Regions from separate parts of the Homo sapiens genome. Here region 1 is linked to region 2. Evidence: chromatin contacts called from ENCODE Hi-C or POLR2A ChIA-PET data. All regions are on one chromosome and are shown on one strand. The core of a region is the stretch at or near the end of the contact, and the rest is flanking DNA. Distances in the headings are between cores, read along the strand shown. Region 1 overlaps CBFA2T2 (CBFA2/RUNX1 partner transcriptional co-repressor 2). Region 2 holds the start of CBFA2T2 (CBFA2/RUNX1 partner transcriptional co-repressor 2).

Region 1 (7,399 bases), core at 161-2,660, 160 kb before region 2:
AATCTAAGGAAGTTGGTTTGGTCTACTGACCTGGGAGCCTGGAAACCTTGTTTCTAGTTCAGTTCTGAAGAAAGCCTCCAAGAAGTGTTCTATTTTCAGTGATTTATTCAATTCTACAGTTTCCAGGACAGATGGCCATCCGGTCATTCTGTTTTCATTTTGAAGAGCTCACTACCGTACAATTCCAGCTGTGCTGAACCTTCAAACGCACTTGTTGCGATATCCTCTAGAACTACCCAGAATGATGTCTATACCCTTTGCAAGCAGGTGACAAGCCGAGGCTTACTAACTCTGGGACAGGGCTGTACAAAGTAAAGCATGGGTTTTCTGTCTGGAAGCTGAAGATGTCAAGTTGACACTAAGCAGTGATGAACTCCTGGTGACCTTCTGGCCCAAATGGGCAAAGGAAATCCACGCTGCAGAGAGCGGGCAGCAGCCAAGGCCAGGTGTGGACTTGTGGTGGCAAGATGTGTCCTGTTTCCAGACAGACATTTCTAACCCAGCACTGCCCTAGAAATAATCTACGCAATCGGTGACCCCACGGTCACCCAACCGTGCCTGAGCGGATCTGCTAGAGCACCAGCCCTGGAGCTGCAGGGCCCCCCAGTGTGGAGTGCCCCCACCTCCCGAAGTGGACTGCCTAGGCCTAGGCTTAAACAACTTCTTGAGTCACCTTCCCCACTGGATGAGTCAGGCACGGTGCAGGCAAGTGGGGACAAAAAGGACAAGCAAAGACGTGAAACCCAGCCCTCAAGAAACTCTGGGGACATCTGGCATCTTTGGTCTTCTCTGGTCCCTGCAATCATTCCTCACTTGGCCGACCATAATGTCCCACAACTCATCAGTGTTCCTTGGCGGGTGGTGCTGAGCACTGGTCTCACCCTAGACATGTCTGGCTGATGGCCAGTCACATGTTGCATCTCTTTTTAGTTTCTAGGTTTCTGAAGAGCCTGCGCTTGACTGATACCTTCTGTACCACCATGCCAGCTCCTCTTTGCCTTTTATGTCACTGCAAATATGAACTGTAGAGGTCAGTCCTCTAAGCAGGCTGAATTTCCACTCCCCACCTGGTAGCTGAGGTGCTGTCAGCAGAGGCTGGGAACCACGCAAGGAACCTGGATTCGCTCCTGCGCCTCTAGCTGCCTACCCCGCCCCAATGGTGCTCCTCCTCCTGACCAGAGAGTTGGAGAATTTCAGAAAGGGATTCTTGAAATGTGAATAGAAGGTCCTGGGCAGAGGCCCTCGTGACTTCTGTGTGAAACTGACCAGAATTAACACAGCAGAAGGTTTGCAAACTGAGCTTCAGTGTGGAATACTGCCCAGGTTTGCAGATCAGCCTCTGGGCAGCACGAGCAGGGTGGAAGAGCATTACAAAGATTCAGAAAACGAAACTGTCACAGCAACCACAGCCCACAAGAGCAGGCCAGGCTCTGCACACCAAACCTAAGCCTTAGCCACAGAAATGGGCATCGAGCCCTAATAAATATTATTTTGTTGGTTTTGGCTCCTTATTCCAACCAGTAAAAGCATGAGCTACCCTGGCTAGTTTTATGGCCACTGGAGATTTTAAAAACCTGCTCAAGACCGGACACAGTGGCTCATGCCTGTAATCCTGGCACTTTGGGAGGCCAAGGTGGGGGGATCACCTGAGGTCCGGGGTTTGAGACCAGCCTGACCAACAAGGAGAAACCCCGTCTCTACTAAAAATACAAAATTAGTTGGGCGTGGTGGCGCATGCCTGTAATCCCAGCTACTCAGAAGGCTGAGGCAGGAGACTCGCTTGAACCTGGGAGGCAGAGGTTACCGTGAGCCGAGATTGCGCGATTGCACTCCAGCCTGGGAGACAAGAGAGAAACTCCCGTCTCAAAACAAACAAACAAACAAAATAACAATAAAAAACCTGCTTAAGGTGTTAATCCAACAAATCCATGAAAAACTAGTAAGCTGTTGTAATGGCTCTGTGACCTGTGAGACAGCCATGTCTCATGCAAATGTGGCCCTGTCCGGGGTACTGACTCCGTCCCCCTTAGAGTTCCCCACCAAGGACTGTGGCTTAAGGAGGCAGATGGGGTCGGGGGATACCCATGTATTAGGCTGACTGGAAAACTGTGGGGCTTATGTGTTCCACAGCAAAGGAACATGATTCTCTGCTGTTGTTTCACTGGTCACACCTTACTTTAGGCAATGGAAATCTAGGCATTTTAAAGGTGTCGTGCACTAGATTTCTTTGTAAGACTGAAAATGCTTGGTTAGAGTAAATTAGGGACTTGAAATTCTTTAATTTTGCCTTTTTTTTTTTTTTTTTGAGACAGAGTTTTGCTCTGTTGCCCAGGCTGGAGTGCAGTGGTGGAATCTCGGCTCACTGCAACCTCTGGCTCACAGGTTCAAGAGATTCTCTTGCCTCAGCCTCCTGAGTAGCTAGGATTACAGGTGTGTGCCACCACACCCGGCTGATTTTTCTATTTTTTTTTTATTAGAGACAGGGTTTCACCATGTTGGCCAGGTTGGTCTTGAATTCCTGACCTCAAGTGATCTGCCTGCCTCGGTCTCTCAAAGTGCTGGGATTACAGGAGTGAGCCACTGCGCCCAGCCAGGACTTGAAATTCTTACAGTAAGATGTACCTGTATCCAAGGAGAAGGCTACCTGTGTGGATCCCTTTTCCTTTATGGTACTGACAACTTTTATTTTAGACTCTGGTCAGTGCACAGAAGGTGGAGATTTAAACTTGTGCTTCAAAGGCCAGCTGGAGCAGGGCCAATTAAACTTACTCCAACTGATTTCTGGGTGTGAGAGGATGCCAGAGGCTCAAAGATGGAGAGCAGGAGGGGTCGGGGTCCTCAGACTCCCATCAAAACCAAAAAGACAGGCCGGGCATGGTGGCTCACGCTTGTAATCCCTGCACTTTGGGAGGCCAAGGCAGGTCACCTGAGGTCAGGAGTTCGAGATCAGCCTGGCCAACATGGTGAAACCCTGTCTCTACTAAAAATACAAAAATTAGCTGGGCGTGGTGGTGGGCGCCTGTAATCTCAGCTACTCGGGAGGCTGAGGCAGGAGAATTGCTTGAACCTGGAAGGCAGAGGTTGCAGTGAGCCAAGATCATGCCACTGCACTCCAGCCTGGGCAACAGAGTGAGACTTTGTGTTAAAAAACCACCACAACAACAAAAAACAAAACCCAAAAAGACAGGGAAGAATGTGGGAGGCAGTTCCTAACATTCTGAAAGGGATATGAGTGATGTCCCATTTGAAAATGGGAAGCTAGGAAGAAAAATTGATCAGCTTTTCCCAAAATGGTTCACATTTCATAAAACCTTTCTGATGAGCTCAAGGAGGGACGCTATCAGATAACACAAGAGAAGGAAACAGAAGTTGTGTGCCTGATGATAAATCAACATAGTAGATATAATGACCTGTAACTATGAGGTCTGAAGAATTCTTTGAGGTCCAGGAGGGCTTTTCAGATGAGACCAGGCCTTGACAGTGGGGGCAAGTCCTACCAACCTGCACAGCACATCCAGCAGGACAACTGTGGCTCAGCAGGTGCCAAATGGAGCCCATGGGCAGAAGATGCCCACAGCGTTCCAGATGTGTGTGGTCTGAGAGATAAAAGGACACAGAACAAGATGACTGTGCAAATAGCCAAGTGGTGGCAGAAGTTCTGCATTTCCAAGAGATGATCCACTCAATAATTTGACGATACTAGTTGGCCAACATGCTCAGAGAAAACAGACTATCCACAACTGAGCCTCATTCTCTCTCAGATCAATCCATGTGCTGGAAACTATTTTCTGCACAAGCAAAATCAAATGAGAAAAAAAACAGGTCCCAAACTAAAGTAGCCAGCAAGGTTGGAAAATCTTGTCCAAAATCATCTGTGATGTGGGGGAAGTTTTATTTGTTTTATGTTTTTGCTACTACGGGTGCTTTTATTGCAACAGTGACTTCTTTCCTGTGGACTCTGAGATCTTATCAAGTCTGAACAGCAGGGTTGAGAAGAGTCCTGAATGCCGCCTGTTGCTTACCCAAGTCCCCGTGAGGCCAATCAGTGTCATCTGCTGAGGATGGAGATGGGGCCGAAGGAGCTATTCAGGGGTGAGGCAGGCCGCTCCCTGACCGAGGGGCCTCCTCCACAGCCTGCTGCCTGCCGCCTGCCGCCTCCAGCCTGGCTGAGCACATTGGACAGTCTGCTGACTCAAGGAGATGGGGAGGGGAGCTGGTGGTCTACACTGAAAAGGGGCCGGCTAAGTCAGCTTCAGTGGAGAGAGGAACAAACCAGGAAAGCCATGGAGGAGGCAGCTCAGGCTGGCTGCCCATGTGCAGAGAATGGCACACTGGCTCCGCAGACAGCAAGTGCACAGAGAGGCTGTGGGGTGTTATTATTCAGGCTTGGACTCTTCCTGCCTCCAATTCATTTCTTGCTGATGACCCGGCAGCTACATGCACGGGTTCCAACAGTCAGTCCCTCAGCCCAAGCACTCTGTGGTGCTGAGCAGCCATCAGGGTAAGCAGAGTCCGGGGCTCAGAGTCCGTTGGTGTCGATAGCTGTCACAGAAGCAGGTGTTGAGGAACGCGATGTGGTTGCCGAGGTCTTGTCGAGGGCTGGGCTGGGCACGCTGCAGTCGGCGGACCTGGCAGAGGAGCCCCTGCCTACAGGAAGCAGCGGCCGGCCCTGGCCGTGGGGGCTCTGGCCATGCAGGTTCTGACCACAGAGGCGGTGGTGCCGCTCCCAGTCCTTGTGCTGGCAGAAAGAGCCACAGTATCGCGCGATATTGCAGCCACTGCATGTCTCGCTGGCTTTGCGGCCACAGTTCCAGCAGTTCTGCAAGACACAGGCATCAGTTAGTGGTTGCTGGGATTGAGGGGCAGGCTTGCCATTCATTCCCTGCACAGTAAAGCAAGGGGCTGTATGTAGAGAACCCCAGCTTTGGAACTACATACACCTGTGGTCAACTCCGCCCTCTACTGCTGTTTAACTATGAGAAATACACACTGCCTTTCTGAGTTTCCTTCATCTGTAAAACAAGAAAACTACTTCCCTGCAAGATGACAGGAACAGTGAAATGAGATGTGTGTGTGAAAATACCTTACACAGCACCAGCCTAGGGCAGGTGGCCATCTCTCCTGCCTAAGGCATGGACTCATCTTTTGGCTCATTTTAATAGTCAGAAACCAAACCAAACTCTGTGCCAGGGTCTCCCCCAAGAGCCATCTATCCTAAGACCACATGTGTTAAGACGAACATTTATCCTACTCCTTTCTGCATGTGCCACCATGCCTGGCTAATTTTTGTAATTATACATTATATACACACACACACACACACACACACACACACACACATTATATACTATATATATATATATATATATATATATATATATATATATATATATATATATATATATATATATAGTAGAGATGAGGTTTTGCCATGTTGGCCAGGCTACGCTTGAACTCCTGGGCTCAAGTGATCTGCCTGTCTCAGCCTCCCAAAGTGTCAGGATTATAAGCGCCCAGCTGATATTGCTTCCCTCATTAGAGAATAATCTTCATTGTTTTTACTGATAATCTGACTCAACGAAGGCTGCTGCTGCTGTTTTGTTTTTTCTTTTGGAGACAGGGTCTTGCTATGTTGCCCAAGCTGGACTTGACCTCCTAGGCTCCAGGGATCCTCCCACACTCCCACCTTAGCCTCCTGAGTAGCTGGGACTACAGGCATGTGCCACCATGCCTGGCTGATTCTTTAATTTCTTGTAGAGACAGAGTCTCCTTATATTGCCCAGGCTGGTCTTGACCTCCTGGCCTCAAAGGACCCTCCCACCTTGACCTCCTAAAGAGCTGGAATTACAGGCATGGGCCACTGTGCCTGTTCCCTAATAACTATCAGACCAATAGGATAGGAGCTGCTATACTCATTGAACAGAGATGGAGACTGACTCCTTTAAGGGTATACTGCCAGTATGAGAGGGAACTCGGCTAGAAGTCAGGGCTCCTAACCTCCAGTCCTGGCCTCCTTCCTCCCCCACACCAGACCACCTTTCACAAGATGAACAAGAAACTCCAGGAATACCTGCCAAATTTCAACAAGGATATTCTAGCTGAACATTCTTGATGGACGAGAATCAGCCGTTTTGGTCCAATGCAAACTCATCCAAAGGACAGGCCCTCTATCCCTTCCCTGCTTTTGAAAGTGATTTTGCAGGGATAGGTCCAGGTGTGCACCTCACCTGGAGGCTACTTTGTGGCTTATTTAAAATTACAATTCCTTAAAAGCACAATGCTCAAAATGGAGAGCTGGGATTTAAACCTACGCAGTCCAGATCCAGGATCTATGCTCTAAGCCAAAAGCTATACTCTTTCTTTGGAGATAGACATAGTTAAAGATAAACAGAGATAAAAGTAGATAAATAAGGACAAATACAGATACTGATATGGATGGCTATACATACACAGTTAAACATAGAGAAGAGAAACAGATATCTCACTCTCAAAAACAATTCTCTTTTCTTTCCCCCTCATCTTGCCATCGTCATCACCTTTTTTCTTTTTTCTTTTTTTTTTTAAAGAGATGGGGTCTTGCTCTCCCACCCAGGCTGGAATGCAGTGTTACGATCATGGTCAGGCTTGCACCTCCTGGGCTCAAGCGATCCTCCTGCCCCAGCCTCCAAAGTACCTGGACTACAGGTGCATGACACCATGCCTGGCTAATTTTTAAATTTTTTTTTTGGCAGAAATGGGGTCTCACCATCTAGCCAAGGCTGGTCTTGAACTCCTGAGCTCAAGTGTTCACACTACCTTGGCCTCCCAAAGTGCTGAGATTACAAGCATTGGCCACTGTGCCCAGCCTCAAAAACAATTCTAAAGAAAAAGGAGGAGGAGAAGCTGGGCGTGGTGGCTCATGCCTGTAATCCCAGCTCTTAGGGAGGCAGAAGCAAGAGTATATATAGCTTGAGCCCAGGAGTTCAAGACCTGCCTGGGCAATATAGTGAGACCCTGTTATCCACACACACACACACACACACACACACACACACACACACACACACACAAAAAAAAAAAAGACAAAGGAGGAGGAGAGAACGAAAAGGGAGGGGGATTAAAGAAACTATTTTCTCACAATCCATAGTATCTGTATTGAAGAGCTGTAATAAGGAATTTCACCACATCCTCTGTGATAGCCACGTGGTATTTAGGCATTTTCATCTGCACATTGCCATGTGTGACAGTACAATACTGAAATGGACCATTTAAATTACAAGAAAATAACATTTCTATTGTTTGTTAAAAAAAAAAAAAAAGCCCATCTGTAATCCCAGCACTTTGGGAGGCCAAGGTTGGGTGGATCACTTGAGGCTAGGAGTTCAAGATTAGCCTGGCCAACATGGCGAAAGCCCATCTC
Region 2 (7,219 bases), core at 3,018-5,517:
TTGCAGTGAGCTGAGATCGTGCCACTGCACTCCAGCCTGGGCAACAGAGCGAGACTCTGTCTCAAAAAAAAAAAAAAAAAAAAAAAAAATATATATATATATATATATATATATATATACACATATATATGCCTAATACATAGTACAGTCACACTATAATCGCCATTTAAAACAAACATTCAGGCCAGGCGCGGTAGCTCACGCCTGTAATCCTAACATTTTGGGATGCCAAGGCGGGTGGATCACTTTAGGTCAGGAGTTTGAGACCAGCCTGACCAACATGGTGAAACCCTATCACTGCTGAAAACACAAAATTACCAGGGGTGGTGCCATACACCTGAAATCCCAGTACTTGGGAGGCTGAGGCAGGACAATCACTTGAATTCAGGAGATGGACGATGCAGTGAGCCGAGATCGCACCACTGCACTCCAGCTGGGGCAACAAGAGCAAAACTTCGTCTCAAAAAAAACCATAAAAAAACAAAAAATAAAACATTCATAGAATGTGTGTGCATACTCAACCCTATTTACTGATGGAATGAACACTAAAAACATTTTAGGTGGCCAGGTATGGTGGCTCATGCCTCTACTCCCAATACCGGGAAGCTGAGGCAGGAGGATCGCTGCAGCCCAGCAGTTCAAGACCAGCCTGAGAAACACAGTGAAACCCCATGTCTACAAAACTTTTTAAACAATTAGCCAGGCATGGCAATACATGCCTGTAGTCACAGCTACTAGGGAGGCTGAGGTGGGAGGCTGACTTGAGCCCCAGAGATAAGAGGCTGCAGAAGCTATGCTCACTGGGCAGCAGAACCTGGGCAACAGAGCAAGACCCCACCTCAGTTTTAAAAAAAGAAAAAACAAACATGTGAGGCCACAGTTCTAGACTACTTCCCCAAGGACTCTGGCTCAGGGGTTGAAGCACCGATTTTAAGACTGAACTCCTATATTCTCTTTCCCAGCATGCCAGTTAAAAACTTCAATCAAGGCCAGGTGCAGTTACTCATGCCTGTAATCCCAGCATTTTGGGAAGCCGAGGCGGGCAGATCACCTGCGGTCAGGCGTTCGAGACCAGCCTGGCCAATGTAGTGAAACCCCATCTCTACTATAAATACAAAAATTAGCCGGACGTGTTGGCACGCACCTGTAATACCAGCTACTTGGGAAGCTGAGGCAGGAGAACTGCTTGAACCCAGGAGGCGGAGGTTGCAGTGAGCCGAGATCATGCCATTGCACGCCAGCCTGAGCAACAAGAGTGAAACTCCGTCTCAAAAAAAAAAAAAAAAAAAAAAAACCAAAACTTCAATCAAGGGCGGGTGCAGAGGCTCACACTTGTAATCCCAGAACTTTGGGAGGCTGAGGCGGGCAGATCACTTGAGGTCAGGAGCCCAGCCAAAACATGGTTAAACCCCGTCTCTACAAAAAATACAAAAAAAAATTAGCCAGGCATGGTGGTGAGCACCTGTAATCCCAGCTCCTCAGGAGGCTGAGTACTACACCAAGTGTACTGTCTAGGAATGTAATACAGAATTCTCTTAGAAACACTAAAAAAGGCCAGGCAAAGTGGCTCATGACTTTAATCCCAGCAATTTGGATGGCTGAGGAAGGAGGATTACTCAAGCCCAGGACTTCCGGACTAGCATGGGCAACAAAGCAAGACCCCATCTCTACAAAAAATAAAAAAATTAGCTGGGTGTGGTGGCGCCTGGAGTCCCAGCTACTCAAGTGGCTGAGGCAGGAGAATCACTTGAACCCAGGAGGTTGAGGCTGCTGTGGGCCATGATGACGCCACTGCACTCCAGTCTGGGTGACAGAGAGAGACTGTCTCAAAAAAAGGAAAAAAGAAAACAAAAATGTAGTTACGTAACAGAAGCAAAAGTTGTGCTTTTGGGCATATTTTAAACTAAATACTACACAAAAGAAATTTGGACACAATCTTTTTTTTTTAAGTGAAAGCAAGTTTATTATGGAAGTAAAGAAACAAAGGAAGACTACTTCATAGGCAGAAGAGCCCCCCAATTTTTTCAAATAAAAAGTCCTTTCTGGTCAGGCTTGGTGACTCACGCTCGTAATCCCAGCACTTTGGGAGGCTGAGGTGGGTGAATTACCTGAGGTCAGGGGTTCGAGACCAGCCTGACCAATATGGTGAAACCCTGTCTCTACTAAAAATATAAAAATTAAGGCCGGGCGCAGTGGCTCATGCCTCTAATCCCAGCACTTTGAGAGGCTGAGGCAGATGGATCCCCTGAGTTCAGGAGTTCACGACCAGCCTGGCCAACATGGTAAAACCGTCTCTACTAAAAATGCAAAAAATTAGTCAGGTGTGGTGGCAGGCGCCTGTAATCGCAGCTACTCTGGAGGCTGATGCAGGAGAATCGCTTGAACCTGGGGCGGGGGGAGGTTGCAGTGAGCCGATATTGTACTACTGCACTCCAGCCTGGGCAACAAGAACAAAACTCCGTCTCAAAAAAAATAATAAAATAAAATAAAATAATTGGCCGAGCGTGGTGGCATATGCCTGTAGTCCCAGCTACTCCGGAGGCTGAGACAGGAGAATAGCTTGAACCCAGGAGACGGAGGTTGCAGTGAGCCAAGATCACACCCCTGCACTCCAGTCTGGGCGACAGAGCAAGATTCCGTCTCAAAAAAAAAAAAGCCTTTCATTTTACAGAGATGCTGTACCTTTGCAAGCCTAAAAGAGTAATCACTATCCGCCTCTTTAGTTGGAAATTTCATGAGGAATGGATCAAACCATCAAAAGCAGTAACTGCAAGCTGGGTGTATCTACTTTTTCTATCTTCAATCCAACATTTAATGGGTGCAAAAAAAAAGAAGCGTAAAGCCTCCCTTTCACGTGTTTAAGGACATCAGCTCTGAGACTAGTACTCAGAGTACCTTCTGTTACTCAGTTTCATCCTCTGCAAAATGGGCATCCTCAAATAATGTCTTACTTAGGATGTCATCAAGATTAAACAATTAAAAAAACATGCAAAACATGTTTATCTGTTTCCTCATTTACTATGTCTCTCCCTCTCCTAACTAAACTCAAAACCCCAGTTCGGTCTATCTTGTTTATTGTATTCCCAGGGCCTGGAATGGTATTTTTAAACTTACTATATGATTTAATAAATATTAAGTGAATAGAATGCAAAATGTCTGGTGCTCAAAAAAATGTTGGCTATTATAATTACAATAATGAAAAACAATTAAAATTTTATTGTTCTTATTCAGAGAAGCCACCCCTCCCCCAAGGATCTCACACATCAAGGAGGAACACTAGATAAATACTGGAATGGCTAAATGGAAGTAAGAATAACAATTAGATCATGGAGCAGGACTAACAGACAACAAAACAAAATCTTAACACGGCTAGAGCCTAATTTCGGACTTTTCCGAGTGCGGTGCACACTGGATCAGATTAATAAAGGACGATTACAATAATGACAGTTTTCACAATTGTGTGTGTGCCACGGTCGGTGTCAAGCGTTTTACTGGCCTCACAAAACCCAAGAACCCTGGGGGAGGGAGGGAACCCGCTCCACATCCCCATTTTGCAGATGGGGGAACTGAGGCACCGGGAGAGCCAAGGTCACTACCTAAATGGGGAAGCCTGGATGTGAACCCAGGTAGCCAACTACTGAGCCTGCGCTCAAACAGGCCCTCCGAGGGGCCATTCTCATCTCCTCCAACCCTCAACATCGGGCGGGTGTAGTATTTCCCCAGGAGCCGGACTTCGTGGCCCCAGCGCTGGGACAACAAAATGATTCTTGCCCGCCGGCAAGTCCCATGGACGCCGGCCCGGCCTAAGTTCCGAGGCCGCGGGCCCCACAATTTCCCTCACACCGTGAGCCCCGAGCTCTTCGGGCGGCGCAGGAAGCGACGGGGTGGCCTCAGGAGCCCGGGAAGGCCCGCCCCGCTGCGTGACCTTGGATCCGCCGCCCCGCTTCGGGCCTCAGTTTCCACTCCCGGCCTCGCGCCCGGGGCACTCGGAATCACCGCGCCTGCGGAGCCGCAGGCCCTCACACGCCCCCCTCGGCCGCCCGCATTCACGCCCCACTTACGCTGGAAGGCGGCCGCTCCAGGGACGCCTACCATCGCCGAGCGCCGCCGCCGCGCGCCGCCCGCCTCTACCCGCGACACGGGTCCCTCGCAGGCGCCGCCCGCCTCGACCCGCGGCCCGGGTCCCTCGCAGGCGTCGCCGCGAGATCTGCAGCCGCCGAGCTAACCAGACACCACCACCGCTGCTGTCGCCGTCGCCGCCGCCGCCGCCGCCGTTAGGCCGCGCCCCGCCCCGCCCCCGGCTGGCCCCGCCCCGCCCGCCGGGCACGCCCCCGCCGCGCGCTCTCGCCGCCAGGCCAACGCACGCGGAAGCCCGGCCCCAAGACCAGCTCCCATTAAGCACCGCCCCCTAACCTGACCCGCCCCTTCCGCGGGAACCGACCGCCGAATCCCGGCGCAGCCTGCTTCTCAGACCTGCCCCCTCGGCGTCACGCGCGCCCGTCACGCGCACGGCCCACTTTCTAGCTCCAGACTTCCCGGTGTAGCCAGGGCAGTGGCCCAGGCTCGGGGGCCGAGTGCTAGGGGGAGGGATTACAACGAGTGGCAACGTCTCACCTGAGTTCTCCAGGTACAGGCCTGATGGCTTTTGCGCATGCCTTTGAGCGAGCCCCCTGGCTCAAAGTGTTTTTGGCCTGAAGTATTCTAAATGCCTAAAATTTCATCATCGTAATTTTAATAACTGTTGGCCGGGCGTGGTGGCCCACGCCTGTAATCCTAGTACTTTGGGAGGCCAAAGGAGAGTCACTTGAGCTCAGGAGTTTGAGACTAGCGTCTCTATTAAAAAAATAAATAAATAAAAATAAAAAATAGACCAGGCACGGTGGCTCAGGCCTATAATCCTAACACTTTGGGAGGCCGAGGAGGGTGGATTACCTGAGGTCAGAACTTCGAGGCTAGTCTGGCCAATGTGGCGAAACGCTGTCTCTACTAAAAATACAAAACTTAGAGCCGGGCGCAGTGGCTCAAGCCTGTAATCCTAGCACTTTGGGAGGCCGAGGCGGGAGGATCACGAGGTCAGGAGTTTGAAGACCAGTCTGGCCTATAAGGTGAAACCCTATCTCTACTAAAAAAATAAATAAATAAAAATACAAAAATTAGCCTGGTGCGGTGGCGCGTGCCTTTAGTCCCAGCTACTCGGGAGGCTGGGGCAGGAGAATCACTTGAATCCGGGAGGGGGAGGTTGCAGTGAGCCGAGATCGGAGCCATTGCACTCCAGCCTGAGCAAAAAGAGCAAAACTCCGTATCAAAAAAACAAAACAAGGCCAGGAGCTGTGGCTCACCCCTGTAATCCCAGCACTTTGGGACGCCGAAGCTGGCAGATCACAGCTCAGGATTTGGAGACCAGCCTGACCAACGTGGTGAAACCCCGTCTGTACTAAAAATACAAAAATTAGCTGGACTTGGTTTCACAAGCCTGTAATCCCAGCTAATCAGGAGGCTGAGACAGGAGAATTGCTTGAACCCCGGAGGCGGAGGTTGCACCGAGCCAAGATCACGACACTGCACTCCCACCTGGGTGACAGAGCGAGACTCCCTCTCAAAAAACAAAACAAAACAAAACAAAAAAATTAGCTGGGCGCGGTGGCGGGTGTCCATAATCCCAGCTACTCGGGAGGCTGAGGCAGGAGAGTCGCTTGAACCTGGGAGGCAGAGGTTGCAGTGAACCGAAATCGCGCCACTACACTCTAGCCTGGGCAACAGAGGGAAGCTCCGTCTGAAAAGAAAAGAAAAGAATAAAGACTCTTGTTTCTCAGTATTATTTCAGATATCTCACACCAAGAATATAGAATGCATTTGTATTTTACTTGTGTATTGAAAACAAATTTTAAAAGACAGAATGTAGGCCGGCCGGGTACAGTGGTTTATGCCTCTAATCCCGGCACTTTGGGAGGCCAAGGCAGGTGGATCGCTTGAGTCCAGGAGTTCAAGACTAGCCTGGGTAACACGGGGAAACCGCGCCTGTACAAAAAATACAAAAATTAGCCAGACATGGTGTTGCACACACGCTTGTAGTCTCAGCTACACAGAAGGCTGCGGTGGGAGGATCATATGAGCCAGGGAGTCAGAGGTTTCAGTTACCCCAGATCAGACCAATGTACTCTGGCCTGATCTAACAGATCAGGCGTGAGTAACAGAGTGAGACCCTGTCTCAAAAAAAGAAAAAAAAATGTAGAAATAAGAACATATGTGCATATACCAGCTGGGTATAGTGGTTCACACCTGTAATCCTAGCACTTTGGGAGGCTGAAGTGGGCAGATCACAAAAGGTCAGGAGTTCGAGACCAGCCTGGCCAACATGGTGAAAACCTGTCTCTACTAAAAATACAAAAGTTAGCCAGGAGTGGTGGCGTGTGCCTGTAGTCTCAGCTACTCAGGAGGCTGAGGCAGGAGGATGGCTTGAACTTGGGAGGTGGCAGTTGCAGTGAGCCAAGATCATGCCACTGCACTCCAGCCTGGGCCACAAAGCAAGACTCTGTCTCAAAACAAAACAAAAAAAAAAAAAAGAGAGAGAAGAAAAGAACATATGTGGCCAGGCATGGTGGCTCATGCCTGTAATCCCAGCACTTTGGGAGACTGAGGCAGACAGATCACCTGAGGTTGGGAGTTCGAGACCAGCCTGACCAACATGGAGGAACCCTGTCTCTAGTAAAAATACACAATTTGCTGGGCACATGCCTGTAACACCAGCTACTCAGGAGGCTGAGGCAGGAGAATCACTTAAACCCGGGAGGCAGAGGTTGCAGTGAGCCGAGATTGCGCCATTGCACTTCAGCCTGGGCAACAAGAGCGAAACTTCATCTCAAAAAAAAGAAAAGAACATGCATGTATATATATACTCTTTAAAGTGCCATGAGCACTGATGAAGAAAGCCCTCCCTAGAACGTTTTTGGAAAACACAATAAAAGGTACCAATGTACTCAGAGAGTCCCAGGAAGGGTCTCTAAACCACAACTAAAAGGCTATGAGGAATTCAGATGGGGTTAACAGCCCAGCTGAAATTTCACTTCCTTTGTGAAAATCTCTCCAATGCTCCTATCAAAAAATAATTTTCAAGACTGGGCAATAAAGTGAGACCTCCTTTCTACAAAAAATAAAAAAATTAGCAAGGCATGGTGGTGCACGCCTGTAGTCCCAGCTACTCAGGAGGCTGAGGCAGGAG

What was found. Hi-C counts contacts between places; a loop is a spot of excess contacts on that map. ChIA-PET counts read pairs that join two places held with the same protein, here RNA polymerase II (POLR2A). Pooled maps may share reads with other maps.
Region 1: a map of ascending aorta shows a loop between it and region 2 (2.7-fold over the local background). The contact joins the enhancer-like site here to the promoter of CBFA2T2 in region 2. A Hi-C loop is called at or near these places in 2 of 168 maps with a recorded cell type or tissue (ascending aorta and ovary), 5 of 37 single-sample maps with no recorded cell type and 11 of 50 pooled maps. POLR2A ChIA-PET finds 5 or more read pairs at or near these places in 22 of 52 experiments (A549, AG04449, AG04450 and 16 more).

The regions. Positions count from the first base shown.
Region 1 is chr20:33,641,767-33,649,165 of GRCh38, reverse strand. CBFA2T2 (CBFA2/RUNX1 partner transcriptional co-repressor 2) reads right to left here. Exons shown (of 11, transcript NM_001032999.3): 11 at 1-4,819. The coding sequence ends at 4,520. Among named protein-coding and RNA genes, the nearest start is that of C20orf144, 17 kb to the left of the region's middle. Within about 2 kb of position 1,410, at least 8 of the 41 ENCODE cell types and tissues checked have a DNase peak (open chromatin) inside an H3K27ac peak, as active enhancers do; they include CD8-positive, alpha-beta T cell, GM12878 and ascending aorta, where a contact is called at or near this core.
Region 2 is chr20:33,487,144-33,494,362 of GRCh38, reverse strand. It overlaps CBFA2T2 (CBFA2/RUNX1 partner transcriptional co-repressor 2), which reads right to left and starts at 4,267. Exons shown (of 11, transcript NM_001032999.3): 1 at 4,062-4,267. The coding sequence starts at 4,095. RefSeq lists silencers at 3,948-4,227, 4,238-4,457 and an enhancer at 4,552-5,100.